Regions from separate parts of the Mus musculus genome. Here region 2 is linked to region 1. The links are chromatin loops, found by intact Hi-C in ENCODE. Cell type or tissue: left cerebral cortex. All regions are shown on one strand.

Region 1 (8,000 bases):
GGAAAAGGATGCACCTAATCTTAGAGACTTAATGTCCCAGGGAAGGGGACTTGGGAGAAGAACTCTGGGAGTGAGGACCTGGAAGAGGGCAACATTTGGGATATAAATAAATAAAATAATTAATTAATAATAAAATAGAAAGTAGTATATTTGAAACTTCCGATTAGTATTGTTGAATCATCTGTTTTTCCTGTTACTGTGCCTGGTATTTTCCTCTTAGTATGCCTATATATTCAAAACCTATTGTTAGATGCATATCTATCTATAATTATTATATTTTCCTGATGGATGTCTGCTTTGCTTTCAAGTTCTGTGATAAATGCCATGATCAGAACCAATCTAGTGTAGAGAGGAAAGACTTTATCTAGCTTTTCACGTCTGTGTAACAGTCCATCCCTGAAGGAAGTCAGGGCTGAATCTCAGGCAGAACCTGGAGGCAGGAACTAAAATAGAGACTATGAAGGAACCCTGCTGATTGGCTTGCTCCCTGCAGCCTTCTCAGTTTGTTTTCTTATACCAACCCAGAACCACCTGCCCAGGAGTGGCACTGCCTACAGTAGGCTAGTACCTGCCACATCAAACATTAACCAATAAAATGCCTCCACAGACTTGCCCACAGGTATTTTCTCCTAATCTCCAGAATTGTGAGAAAATAAATTTTTGACACTTAAGTCATCCAACCTGTGACACACTGCTACAACAACTCTTTTTTTTTAATTTTTAATATTTTTATTACATATTTTCCTCAATTACATTTCCAACTCTTGCAAACAATAAAACCCTATTAGAACTATCTAGGATAGACTAAAGCTAGAAGGTGACCTTCCTAGAGGTGGCCCACTGTTTTTGCATGGTATATGATGGGTGGACTTGATGGAAGGGTTCCAAAGAGACTTCATCTCAAGATTGCTTCTTGCAGCTGATATGACTTTCCTGTCATCATTTAATTAATATAATAATCCTGGGCATTAGCCCACCCTATTGATCAGACTTCCTGCAGATCAACATAAAGATAAACTTTATGAATTAATGATGTTTAGGTGAATTAATGATTCTATAGAATTCCTGATTTGATTCAAATAATTTTAGGAAGAAAATTTTAAGAGTTGGTTTTAGTTGCTTTTCTAGAAAGACATAACAAATCGAATCAAGAATAGAATGTGCCCATTCTTCATAATAGTAAGTAAAGGCTGCATAGTAAGAAATACAATGAGATTTCATAATTACACTAAAAAGAAGAAATAGACTTGGGGCAAATTTAGGTTCAAGGAAATAAATTTAGGTTCAAGGGTATAGCCACAGATATGCACTATGATGAGTCAAAATGTAAAAACTGTAGCTTTGAACTTTTAATGTGCATATAGAATGAAATACTGCTGTGTACTTAATATCAGCATCCTTCTGTAACTCCCATCTTAATTAGCATTTCTCTCTGAAGTAATTTACTAAAGAACTTTTTGTCTAAGAAGGTATTTAAGAGGCCAGAGAAAAGAAATTAAATTGTTGGTTGAATGGTTTGGCTTGGGGAGCTCTGTCCCATCCATCCATCCATCTATCCATCCATCCATCCATCCATCCATCTGTCCATCCATCCAAATGTATATACCTGTTTGTCTGTATGTATATGTGTAGGTTGCTGTAGGTTGATGTGTGCATGTATATCCATCTGTCCATCCATCCATCCAAATGTATATACTTGTTTGTCTATATGTATATGTGTAGGTTGATGTGTGCATGTAAGCATGCATACATACTTATGGAATGTATGAGATATATACATGTAAATATATATGAATGAGTGCATGTGTCTTGCATATTTGCATGAAGCATCTTAATTATTTTCCTTTCCTTCCTCTCTAATTCACAAAGAGTTAACCAGTCTAGCCAGAGAGGCTTCCAGCTGCCTGGACAGAGAAAGGAGTGATAACAATACATAGTTTACTTAATTCCCAGCTGCTAAGCAGCAGGTGTTAGTCGCTCAAGTTTTTTAACCATAGAATAAGCAGAAAGCTTTTAGGATGTTTTAGATGTTATCAGCAAGCAGTCAGTATAGAGAGCCAGAAGTCCAAAAACTATCAGTCTTTAAAGCTACCTCTATGTTCAACACTGTATCCTGCTTCAAATCATTCCAGGCTATGCTGGCTCTTGGCAAAACCTCCTGCTTTTGTATACAGTATCACAAGAAATCCCCAAACACAAAGGGAAAATGGCAAAGGCAAGGGAAATCTCAGCTTGCTTTTTATTAGCAATATTAATTATATTATACATAATATATTAATTATATTAATTATACATTTTGTGTTTTATTAATTATATCAATTATATATTTTATATTATACATAATGTGTCACATTATTGTGTAGTATTAATATAGAGTATTTGTTATGTATTAATTATACATAATGTGTTTCATTGTGACAGTTTCACATGCACATGTAATATGCTTTCATCAGATTCATTTCTCATGATCCTCTTTGTCCCCATCCCAGGCCCACTGCCCGCTTCCTCTTTCCAATTAGTTCCCTTATCCTTTCACGTTTTTCATGGTTGTATTGGGTTTAGTCACAGTAGCATAGGTAAAGGAGTATTGTCATATGCATGCGCATCTTCCAGATATCTACACCACTGAAGAAAATGCCATTCTCCACCCTGTCATAGCCATTAACTGCCAATAGCTCCTGCAGATGAATGGAATGCCATGAACTTGTAATCACAGCTCTTATGGTGACATAAAAACCCTGCTCTAGTTTGTCCCGTTATACAAGAGTTATGATGTATTATAGGTTCATTTTGCTCACCACCTGCGCTTAAAGCTGTCGCCGCCTCTCACATTTTTCTTCCTATGATCTCTTAGCCCTTCCCCCTCTCTCCCTTTCCTTCTCCTCCTCCTTCCTTAGGCAGTTTTACCACTGAGCCCCATTCCACGAGTTGCACCACACTGTGTCTTCCATCCCCTTACTCCCAAACCTGCCCCTGAAAGCTGTGTGAGAACACCCCCAACCCCCACCCCCGTCTATCCTGTGCCTCTTACTCCTGCCGCAGAAACAGAAACATCCCAAAAATGCCAGAGTCAGGACTCAGACGGAAATGTTGACTCCGCGTTTTAATATGTGAACCCTAACAAATTGAATAACATTTATAAGCTTGAGGATCTATCATAGCAACATTGATAATTCTGCTGCCCGTGTTTGTCTGATTATTGAGACATTCGGGTGAAAAAAAAAATGACGGGGGCGTTTAAGCAATATGCTCACTAGAAGTTTCCTATAGCAATTCTTAATCTCCCTTTCCTTCAACCATGCTTTCCTTCTCCCCATTCAGAGGTTCTAACAATCAAGCTATATTTCCCATGCTTCTGTCTTGCCAGTACCAGCTAAGTCTAAAAGGGCTGACCATTCCCTCCCAGCTCTCAGAATCTTCAGCAGCTATTGAGGAATTGGAATTTGGACTTGGGATAGCCAAGCAGGCCCTTTTGACTTAAATGCTTCTGTTTTCTCCAGGCTGGTCCCTAAAGTAATCCATGTCAAGGATGCTGTCCCCAAAGCTCCCAGGCCTGACGTTTGTGCTTACGATGCCAGCAGTCAAGCTCAGTGGGTACTGCTATCAGAAGCTTGGCTGATGAGCTTTCGCTCTCCCAGCACATTCCCTGACAGCCTGGCCTCTGCATCTCCATGGCTTCCCAGTGCTTAGGCATTCGCTGCCTCAAAATGAGAAAAGGCAAGCCCCACAGCCAAGAGCCAAGCTGACTTCCAAAATCCAGGCACGCAGTATGCATAAAATGCAAGGGTGCTTTTTCTTCTTATGAAAAAAACTTGACATGTCACCATATTGATGAAGGCCACTGAGTATATCAAGATGGGGGACAGCTCAGTGGGTCAGGCGATTGCTATGCAAACCTGAGAACCTGAGTTTTGATTGCCACATGGAGTATCAGTCTTTTTTTTTTTTAATTTTTTTATTAGGTATTTTCCTCATTTACATTTTCAATGCTATCCCAAAGGTCCCCCACATCCACCCCCCCAACCCCCTACCCACCCACTCCCCCTTTTTGGCCATGGCGTTCCCCTGTACTGGGGCATCTAAAGTTGGCAAGTCCAATGGGCCTCTCTTTGCAGTGATGGCCAACTAGGCCATCTTTTGATGCATATGCAGCTAGAGACAAGAGCTCTGGGGTACTGGTTAGTTCATATTGTTGTTCCACCTATAGGGTTGCAGTTCCCTTTAGCTCCTTGGGTAATATCTCTAGCTCCTGCATTGGGGACCGTGTGACCCATCCAATAGCTGACTGTGATCATCCGGGAGTTACAGAGACAAAATTTGGAGCTGTGACAAAAAGATGGACCATCTAGTGATTGCCATATGCAGGGATCCATCCCATAATCAGCTTCCAAACGCTGACACCATTGCACACACTAGCAAAATTTTGCTGAAAGGACCCAGATATAGCTGTCTCTTGTGAGACTATGCCGGGGCCTAGCAAATACAGGAGTATCAGTCTTTTAAAGTGAGCATGGAGAAGGGTAGAGACAGGAGGATCTCTAGAGCTCACTGGCTAGCCAGTCTAACCACAAGATCCCAGTTCAAGAAGAGACCCCATCTCAGATTATTAGGTGGAGAAGCAATTGAGGAGACACCCCACTACACACACACACACACACGCACACACACGCAAACAACCTAGCATATAAAAGCTGAAGAGAATGACAAGTGCCTGAGTCCTTGTTTATTTGGATGTGGGACTATAAAATGCCTAACCCTGTTATGTAAGAGAAATGGAATTCTTGCCCCGGTAGCTTACACAAACATCGTCTTGCCTGGCTAAGCAGCAGAGGCCAACTTCTCAAATGCACTTTAATCTGATTATCCCCGGTGTTTACTGTGCAGAGCAGACTCTGTGTTGGCTCCTCCTACCCCTCTTCCTGACTGCCACAGCTCCTACTTCATTGACATTTGAGAAAAAGAGAAAAACCTCTTTGTTGTCCAATTGCTGACTGTATAGCCTGCCTTTATCAGAAGGAAATGAAAACTTTGGAGTCTTTTTGAATAATTGTGGGAAGTCATAAAACATGCAGTAGCTCATGAATTATAGTTGATCACATTGGATCTAACTGAGCTGGAGAGGCAAGCGCATATTTTTTTCTCTTTTCTCATTTTACACAGAGTCTTTGCCTCTAGTCTACTAAAAACTCAGAACAACTTCTAACATTTTGAAATACTGGTTGATACTTTCCTGGCACCCTGACAGAACCCAGGATAGAATTGTATGTAGCCCAAGATTACACAGAAGAGTCTCTAACAGTTTCCAACCTTAAGCATGGATCTAAGAGCCACACAGATTTTGTTTGTTTGTTTGTTTGATTTATTTTTTGTTTTGTTTTCAGGGTCATTGAACATTTTAATTTTTAAAAGCTAGCAAAGGAATAGGAATTTTTAAATTTTTTATTGTATTTTAAATCCTATCTTAAGGGCCAGAGAGATGGCTCAGCAGTTAATGCTTTCCATGCTGTCATGAGGACCGGCGTTCAGATCCCAGCCCCAGGGTGGGCACGCCTGCAGCTACAGCCCCAAGAGATGCACTGACTTCTCCTGGCCTCCTTGGTCTTCAGATCCTGCCTGCACACACATGTATACATGGATTCCAATAAATATACAGACACGCAGAAACACACACCGGCATTCAAGTATAAAGACAGCTGCAGTAGAACTAGGCAAAACTGACATCATTGATAAAGTTCAAAGGTCCCCTGCCAGAGAACATCTCTGGTAAACTGGCCTTTCTGATTTTTCAAGGCGGAGAGCCTGTTAGATAAGCCACTACCTTCTGGACCGCAGTTCGCTCTGCTTATAGACCATTGTTACCAATTGTTTTCCTCATTGCTATGACAAAACTCCTGACCAAATCCAAACAAACAAACAAACAAAACTTAAGGAAGGAGGGGTTTATTGGGACTCACAGATCGTGGGTGGTGATGATCACAAGGAAAGTCCACTATCACAGAGGAGTTACGAAGGCAGGATCCTGAAGCACCCAGTCCACACTGCCTTTGCATCTGAGAAACAGACAGAGCTCTGCCCCGCTCCATCTTTTACTCTATCAGCCCATAGAATTGTGTGGCCCACAGCTAAAGTGAGTATTTTCACCTCAATTAGCCCTCTCTACAAATACTCTCACCAACACACCCAGAAGTTTGTTTCCTGGGTGATTCTAGACCCTGTCAAGTTGCTAACCAAGTTTAACCACTGCATCAACCAACGTAAATGTTAATCTTATCAACAACAGCCACGAAGAAACAACTAAAATACTGGACCAAATATCAAAGTACACCAAATTAACCACTAGAGTTGGTATAGTTCCTCTTATGTTTGCTTGGATAACATACAGATGCTCTATAATGAGGTATATTCTAGAAATATATAGCCATCCCTCAATGGCCAGGCAAGTACGGTCATATGCAACCCAGATATGATGGTTAGAACATGTACTTAACTGAACTGAGAGTTGCCCAGGAGGTTAGTAGAGCATACTTCTGGAACTTTCTACAAATGGATTTTCAGAAATTAATGAAGGGGAAAAGACCTACCCCCAAATGTAAGCTGTTACATCCCACAGTCTGAGGGAACAGATGGATTGAAACGGGAAAGGGAAAGGCTTGCTTCCCCTCTTGCTCCCCTTCTCTTCTTCCCGGAAACCATGAGTGAGCCTTTTGTCATGCCCTACCTGCACGAGAAGAAACCTCAGAAATTGCAAACCAAATTAAATCCTTCCATCTTTAAATTGCCTTTCTTGGAAGTTTTGTGTCAGTAAAGAGAAACGGGCTAACATATCTGGCTCTCCTATCAGCCTGTGAACTCCACCAATGACTCATGGAACATCTCCAAGCAATGGATTTCCCAGGAACTTCACTCCCCACTCCAACAGAACCTTTTCACCAACCTTGTCATCACCAAGAGCTACTGAAGAAACCAGTGACCTGAAGGAGGCCCTTCTGGGGATTTCCCTGATCCCAAACAACAAACAGTTCATCAAGCCAAACTCAATATCACGACACTGCAGCAAATTAACTGTGCTCTGTAGAGACACTTGCCCTTGGAGTTGACAAGCAAAACCTGAGCATCACAGAAAGCAGCTTAAGAAGATATCTATTTCCCAATATGAAGCCCTATGTATTTCTAAACAGTAACACTTTACAGGGCTATCATTCTTTGCACAGTAAAGCTTACATTTTCTTCCTAGTCAAAACTCCATTCAGTAATAAGTTATTCCCAAAAGTGTTTACACAACTATATTTTCATTGAAAAATAATAATAAAACAAAACAATTTCCTGGTGAGGTGAAACACTTGACATAAGTGAAAGCAACACCAGAAACAGAAGTTGTGGGGACAAAAAATGTGAAGTCCATAAAAAAGAAGACTGGGAGGACAAACATGGAGAAGAAGAGGAAGGAATGGATGGGGAGAAAATAGAAGAAGAGAGGAGGGAAAGGGAGTGAAGAGAAAAAGAGAAGAGGGAGGGGAAGAGGAGGGGAGAGAGGGAAAGGAAGGATGAAGTATTTTGTATATGTTTGAAGTATATATAAATATATTTACTGGACATAATCACAAAGAAGGACTACACATCACATAATTACTGATAAACCCTTTCTTATTACATATTATGTATGAAAACATCTTCACTTCATATCACTAATTTGAAATTCTCAGAACATTCTTCCCAAAAAGTTGATCTCAATTTCAATAAATTATTCCTTCTTGAGACGAAATGTCATTCGTGCTTGTATGTGCGTGTGTGTGTGTGTGTGTGTGTGTGTGTGTGTGTGTGTGTTTTGTGTGTGTGTACACATTCTTAAATACATAACTATAACCCAGTCTATTTAATATTATGTGCATGTACATGTTTTCAGGGCTGACCACTTGGTGTTGGATAATCAGTTAGTGTGCTCTTCCCTAGAGAAGGCTATTTCTCCAGCTCTTGGCATCTTAACTGCCTGTAGATCTTTG
Region 2 (8,000 bases), 64 kb before region 1:
TTAGGAAAATCATGATTAATGGAGGTTGGGACAAGTTGATTTTAAGCCTCACTGATAACTCTGAAGGGCTCAGATCTTGATGAGGGAAGTGAATTCAGATGTAGGGGATGTGGCGAAAGAAGCAGACTCAGAAGTGGAGGCAAAGGGGGAGGAGGAGGGGCACAAAGGAGTCAGATAAACACTAAGACATAAAGGGGTCAGAGTGAGGAAGACAAAGGATGTATACTAACACCTGTGCATGAAAATGCCTTAGTAAAACCCATTACTGGGACTGGAGAGGTAGCTCAGTGGGTAAGAGAATTTATTGCTCTATCAGAAGACTTGGAGCTTGGATTCCAGCACCAACATTGGATGGACCATAACTGCCCATAACTTCAACTCCCAGGCATCCAACATCTGATTTTAGTCTCCATGGGGACCTGTCCAACGCACAACACACACACATATGCATGTATGCGTGCACAAGGACAGACCCACACACAAAAATAAACCTTTTCGAGACACATTGTTTTGTATGATTGCGTAAAAATTGTTTTTAAAATAACATGATGAGAACTGGAGAATTGTTCTTCCCCAGAGATGAGCCCTCTAATCAGTTATTCAATACCAAGTGGTCAACCCTGAAATCATTTTTACACAAACAACACTAAATGAATTTAGTGTGTTGTATTTATATATTTATGTATGTATGTGTGTGTGTATGTTTGCAGTAATAACAGTTAAAGAAAAAGGGTGAGTCATGAACATGAGAGGGAATATCAGACATGCCAAAGTAGATGGGGAAAATCCCACAAGGACTCAGCCCTACACAAAAAACTACAGGCAACCAAGGAATGCTGAGAGTGGGAGAGATAGTCTTTTCCCAGGGAAGAGCAATTGGTTATCCAGTTACCAAATGTTCAGCCCTTAAATCAAACATACGGTTAACATTATACAGACTGAGCAAGTTATATTTAGGAATATATAGGTAATACACACATATGTATACACACATACACACACACAATAACAAGTAATGAAAAAAAGAGTCCATGAGTTTGAAAAAGAGCAATGATGGGTACATGGAAAGGTCTGGAGGGAGAAAAAGAAAGGAAAAAATATAATTATATCATAATCTCAAAACAATTTTAAAGTAAGCTAATGTAAACCAATAGATAAGCAGATAAATAAAAAATAGATGCTAAGTTCCACGTTTAAAGACAGTGTAAATTTTGTCATTTTCTTGATGACTAAATTGGATTCACAAATAAACACCCATCAAAATGTATATTTCATTTGACTTAAATATTCTGCTTTGCAAATACACAAAGCTGCTCATTCTAATGTCTCAATAATGTAAAGTATTTAAAAAAGAGAAAAATGGTGTTAAATTTCATTAGAGTTGGTAAGCCTGCAGTAACATATCACTATTGCCCACTTGACTACAATGATGAATACTTTGCATTAGATATCTATATAACCCCATAGAATGTACAGCATCATGAGTGAACATGTAATCTAAAACCATTTTGTTGTTAGCCTTTGTGGAAATTGCTACAGTCTTTAGGAACCTGTAGTGGGTATTGGTCTCATACTTTCTGGGCCTGGGAGCAGGATGATGGGTTGAAAATGTGACATGCTTTGGAGACATTTTGTTCCTCGAAAGTTAAATGTCTTGTGAGCTACATCACATTCCAAAAATACTCAGCAAATTAAATGCATGGAAAAAGAGGAAGAAAAATCATTTTCCCAGACACCCGTTTCCTGAGGCCTGACAGACATCATCCATTTCAGACATGTATTGATCTACAATCTGCTTTTCTCTGTGAGGTTCTATTTCCTCCAAAGGGACTGTAGCACGATCCTGTCTGTATTTTCCATCCTGTGATTCTTGTTGGCATCTACAGCCTCTTTGTGATGCATCTTTCTCTGAAGACCATTCTTCAAAGTTATACAACTCTTTCTTCAGTTCACTTTCTCTCAGAACTATTCAGACATGGTTATTTCAGCTGTGTCTTATGTAATGAGGGAAAAAATGTGCTTACGTAAAAATGAGACAACAAAACAGCTACAGATGTGCGTCAACTTAAGATGGAGTTCTGTGCCAATAAACCCGTTGTGAGCTGAAAATGTCATAATTCAAAAGGCGTTGAATATGATGAACCTGCCAAATGTTAGCAGTTTAATTCATTGAGTCTTGGTTATTTCCTCTTGTGACTGGCTGACTGGGGACTGCCATAGTTGACACTACCAGTGCCTCATATCAGTAATGTGGGAGACTCAACATACAAAGCAGGTTTTAATTGAACACATACCACTTTCATTAATCCAGAGTGAGGAGAGCTGGGGTATAGCTCAGTGAGGAGATTGCTTGCCTAGCATGTGAAATGGCTTGAGTTTGTAAGGAGGTTAATATTTGGCAGCAAGCTTTTGATTACAACTTTTTGTGGTTTTAGTTTTCTACTGTTAGAAACCTTAAAACTCAATGGATTGATGTCAGTAGTGTTTTCCTTGGATCTGTGTTGAAGTATAGGTCCTTCTTAGGATCTTATCAGGCTCACTGATGCAAAGAATCCAAAAGCAGAACTTCTGGTACCTGGACTCCTCTGAGCTCGCTCTCTCTCTCTCTCTCTCTCTCTCTCTCTCTCTCTCTCTCCCTACGATTTATTTTATTTTATTTATATGAGTACACTATAGCTGAATTCAGACACACCAGAAGAGGGCATCATATCTCATTACAGATGGTTGTGATCCACCATTTCATTGCTGGGAATTGAACTCAGGACCTTTGGAAGAGCAGTCAGTGCTCTTAGCCATTGACCCATCTCTCCAGCCCCTGAGCTCTCTCTTTTACACACTGCTAATTTTAACTATCTATATTTTTTACTGTCATGTAATTTTTCAAAAATCTGCCTTTTATTTTGGTTTAGTAATTTATCTTATTAAGTTTACTATTTCTAAATATTTTATATAAAAATTTCATAACAATACACTATGTCTTTATCTTACATATTCCAACTGTCTCTCTTCAGATCCTCCCAGAATTCCCCACAACACTTTCCCTCCTTTTGTGTCTTCTTTTTTCAATTTTATTTTGAATCCTCTGTGTAAAGTTAGGTCTTGGTTCTTCCTCCCAGCCCCATGCTCTCAGAAATAAGACTCAGACTCAGAATATATTTCCAAGTACCGTGGCCATATAGCTAGGCTCTTCTCTGATTAAAATCATAACTTAAGACAACCCATGTATCAGAAATAAGACTCAGACTCAGAATATATTTCCAAGTACCATGGCCATATAGCTAGGCTCTTCTCTGATTAAAATCATAACTTAAGACAACCCATTTATTTAAATCTACATTCTGCCTTGTGAATAGTGGCTAGTTACCCATGCTCAGATACCATGTGTCTGGCTCTCCCATTTTCCTGGACAGATCTCCTATCTGGCTCTGTCTTCACAGATGGGCCCACCATCCATTTCCTTTCTAAATCATAAGCTGTAGACTTTTTAATCAGCATCCAAACGCTGACACCATTGCATATACTAGCAAGATTTTATCGAAAGGACCCAGATGTAGCTGTCTCTTGTGAGACTATGCCGGGGCCTAGCAAACACAGAAGTGGATGCTCACAGTCAGCTATTGGATGGATCACAGGGCTCCCAATCAAGGAGCTAGAGAAAGTACCTAAGGAGCTAAAGGGATCTGCAACCCTATAGGTGGAACAACATTATGAACTAACCAGTACCCCGGAACTCTTGACTCTAGCTGCATATGTATCAAAAGATGGCCTAGTCGGCCATCACTGGAAAGAGAGGCCCATTGGACACGCAAAATTTATATGCCCCAGTACAGGGGAACGCCAGGGCCAAAAAGGGGGAGTGGGTGGGTAGGGGAGTGGGGGTGGGTGGGTATGGGGGACTTTTGGTATAGCATTGGAAATGTAAATGAGCTAAATACCTAATAAAAAAATTATCAACAACAACAACAAAAACTAAAGACATTGCCTAGCAGAAAGAGGGGGGAGGGAGAGGGGAAGGGAAGGGAGAGAGACAGAGAGAGAGAGAGACATACAGACAGATAGACAGACAGAGACAGAGACAGAGACAGAGACAGACAGACAGAGACAGACAGAGACAGAGAGAGAGAGAGAGAAGGAGAGAGAGAGAGAGAGAGAAAGAGAGAGAGAAGCCACTGTTAAAACTGTGTTACTTCTCAGCTTGTTTGTATAAACTTGCATTTTAAGTAGAGGTCAGACTTTTAGTTCAGCCAGCAGGAACTCCAATTCACCTTCACCACTGCCTTGCTGAAGCTGCCCGTTCAGCAACAGGAAGCTGTGTGAACTTCGTTCAATTTTAATGAGACTTTGCTTCCACAAAGCAGCACAACAGAGGAGTCTTTGAGGAAATCAGGCAACACAACCATCCAAGTAGGTCTCAGAAGGAAATAAAAGATTTGTCAAGACTGTAGAAGACTGGGGTTATCCTCCGTGGGTAAGCTTGTTGGCGTGTGTAAAACACTGGGTTCAATCTCCAGCACTGTATAAACTGAGCATACGATTCATACCTGAGATCCCAGCACTGAGACACGAGTGTGCATATATACATATATCATAGGCATACAAATGCCAAGATGTTAGTACTATAAATATAATTGTTAAACAATCCAGAGTAAATAATGTATTATCTTGGAGCAGAGTCCATGAGAAATCAAATTATAAGCAAGATATACATATCCATATATGTATATATGCATATATATACATGTGTACACATATATATGAATCTGCAATGAACAAGAAAGGATACCAACCTAGAAAACAAATAACACCACTAAAACATGAGTTCTTCAGAGAGATTATATATATCTATATATCCTGTATGTGAATATATATATATATATAAGCCCTTTCTATGTTAGCATCAACACATCAGCCCCTAATAACAGGGCCAGTCTAGCATATATGACTACATGGTATCTCTTATTTATTGTTATCTTAATATGTCTGCTATCAACCTCCTATAATCTGGTGACCAGACACACTCCCCTTCCATTATTGATGGGCACAAACAGCCTTAGCTAATTAAGGGAGTCCTATGATGTGGTATAAAGCAGTTTTCCAGGATAGGCACAAGGCCCAAGTCTAGTGGGTCAGAATTCATTTATAGGATATTTTTGCTGAAACTAAGTGCAAAGCCTTCTGTGGTTTTGGAAATAATTTACTGTCACCTTTTATGATTGTTCCTTAAAAATCTTCTTTTAGATATTATTATTAAATTGTTTTTTATAGTCCAGTCACTATTCCCATCCCAGTCTACCTTCTGACAGTTCCTCATCCCATTCCTCCTCCTCTATCTCCAAGAGGATGTCCCCACCCCCTCACCTTCATCCCACCAGACCTCCCCACTTCCTGGAGCCTCAAGTCTCTCGAGGGTTGGGTACATCTTCTCTCACTGAGGCCAGACCCAGCAGTTCTCTGTTACATGTGTCAGTGACCTCATATCAGCTACTGTATGCTGCCTTGTTGGTGATTCAGTGTTAAATTAAGGTACGTGCTTCTTCAGAGAGACTTTATAATAACTCATGTTTTAGTGGTGTTATTTGTTTTCTAGGTTAGTATTCTTTCTTGTTCATTGCAAATTCTTTTAGAATTCAACAAATTTGATGTGGTAACTTACTTCTTATAGTCATCTAATTGAAAAAAAAAACATTCCATTATTGAATATTTTCTATCCGCCAAGCAGAGAGTACTAAACTCCATGGTAATCAGACACACTTGCACCCAAAAACCCTGATTGTCATCATCTAAAGTCCAACGTTAAGCTATGCATTTGGTGTTTAAAGGATTACAAACTTAGTGATACAATCATAAATTATAATAGGTATTATGAAGGAAGCCTTCATATTACAATAACAGTGTGTCACCAAAGTTGCTATGGACTCTTGGACAGGCTAGTTCACTTCCCTTGTCTGGGTTTCCTCATCTAGGAAATCAGAATACAAAATCACAAAATGTTCTGGAGATTAAACTGGAGTTCTTAAAAGAGATCCAGACCATCACTTGCAATCAATAAATTTTGATAATTATTAATAGCATAATCATCACTACCACCAATATCATTATTTAAAGAGATCTGATCCACTCTATGGGTAGGAACTTCCCCTAAAGAAGTGGCATTTGAGTTGAATTGTAAAAGAGTTTGTTCATTCAAGGGCAGAGATATGGTAGCTTCCAATGTCCCCGGACTATAGAATTATAGGAAACAATTAATTGATGGTGGCAGAAATCATGAAACCTTGAAAAACTGAGAGAAGCCAATATGGTGAGAATGCAGGGGTAAGGGAGAAATAAGTGGCAGGTAGAGGTGATAAGGATTTGGATCATGAACCTTATAAGACAGCAAGGAAGAAATTGAGTGATGTAACCAAAGTTTAATTTTTAAACAGCACTGTGCTTTTCATAAAGAAACTGGTTCAAGGACAGAGTACATGTAGATAATCCTTTGGCAAGTCATGCTGGTCACTTGTTACAGGGAAGTGGCTGAGTGTATGAATGACAGATATTCTAGTTAGAATAAAACTTTTAGAACTAGAGAATATTACCCAGTGTGTAAATATTTAAGTAAGTAATGAAGAAATCTGTCAGAGGGATGGGTGGAGAAGGAACAGGCATTAGGGGCAGATTTGATGAAATACTGGACTCATGGTGCTTGAGGGTTACAATCTAGAAGAAACAGAAATCATCAGGCCTCCTGAATACCCAGAGAAGACTTAAGTCTACTCATAACTCTTTCTAGAGGATATATTGGATCCTCTAAGAAGCATTCAGAAAAGAATGTATGGTGGTTTGAATATGCTTGGCCCATGGGAAGTGGCACTGTTAGTGGTGTAGCCGTGTTAAAGGAAGTGGGCCATTGTGGAGGCGGGGCTTTAAGACCTTGGATATTTGTGCTCCAGCCTGGCCAGTGTGATCCAGACTTTCCACCCGGCTGCCTGCAGAACACTGCCTCCTTCTGGCTACCTTCAGATCAAGATGTAGAGCTCTTGGCTGCCCCAGCACCATATCTGGCTGCAGGTTGCCATGCTTCACGCCATGATGATAATGGACTGAACCTCTGAAACTAAGACAATCCCTATTAAATGTTTTCTCTGTTTAAGTTGTCTTGGTGATCGCTTACAGCAATGAAATCCTAACTAATATGGAAGCTGGTAATAGGAGTAGTGACTGAATCACACTGGCTGGACTTGAGCATTGATATGAGACCTCAAAGGTTTCCCTCCACAGCGGCAGACATTTCCTTTAACAAGGGTTAATTAACCTTCTCTAATAAGGCCACACCTTCTAATAGTGCCACGGGACAAATATATTCAAACCACCACAGCATGTTTCCTCCCTCTTCCTCACCATGGCTTCCCATACTTAAGGCATTCCTGCAATAAAGGTAACCTGTCACAGAGTAGGAGAAATTCAATGAAATGCCTTTCCCTGGAACAGTGAGTTCAGAACAAGATGAGCCAGGAGAACTCAAAGACTCACACCATGATATCAAGCCATCTCCATGTAGTTCCACAGACCATTCTACATTCAACACAACTGAAAAGGACTCAATCGTCTCTAATTTTCCTACAGGAGAAACGTCAAGGCAGCTCAGATCATGAAGCTATATGAATATAAAATACTGCTTGAAAAAATACATTTTTTGCAGATTAGGTATAAATTATTTATCCTTTTACAAAAACAAGGTAGCAGCATATTATAGAGTGAGGTCTGTGACAGAAGACATTAAGGCAATGGAAAAATAATTACTTGCAATTAGCATACCAAGGCTTTAATGAAATAGAAATTATAAGGGACATTGGCTTCAAATTAGAAATCTTAAATAGTTTAGCCCCAAAATTGCTTTTTAATACAATTAATTATTAGTATTAACAAAATCCATAAATTGAAGATGAATATCAGGCTTTTAGCTCCACTTTAAAACATTAAGTTCTGACAGAGCCAGGCACACACTCACTTGAGATGAT

What was found. Hi-C counts contacts between places; a loop is a spot of excess contacts. Peaks named below come from ENCODE experiments on the same cell type or tissue, not always from the same donor. Only the 100,000 strongest peaks of a DNase experiment are listed, where the experiment ranks them.
Region 2: a loop joins it to region 1, with 2.2 times the contacts of the local background. A loop is called at or near these places in 3 of 42 quality-filtered maps.

The regions. Positions count from the first base shown.
Region 1 is chr1:78,905,042-78,913,041 of GRCm38, reverse strand. The region is part of intron 3 of Gm29536 (predicted gene 29536); the gene reads left to right. Among named protein-coding and RNA genes, the nearest start is that of Kcne4, 92 kb to the right of the region's middle. In left cerebral cortex, no CTCF peak of the experiment used is centred here; a DNase peak (open chromatin) is centred at 4,868.
Region 2 is chr1:78,968,663-78,976,662 of GRCm38, reverse strand. The region is part of intron 2 of Gm29536 (predicted gene 29536); the gene reads left to right. Among named protein-coding and RNA genes, the nearest start is that of Kcne4, 160 kb to the right of the region's middle. In left cerebral cortex, no CTCF peak of the experiment used is centred here; a DNase peak (open chromatin) is centred at 4,343.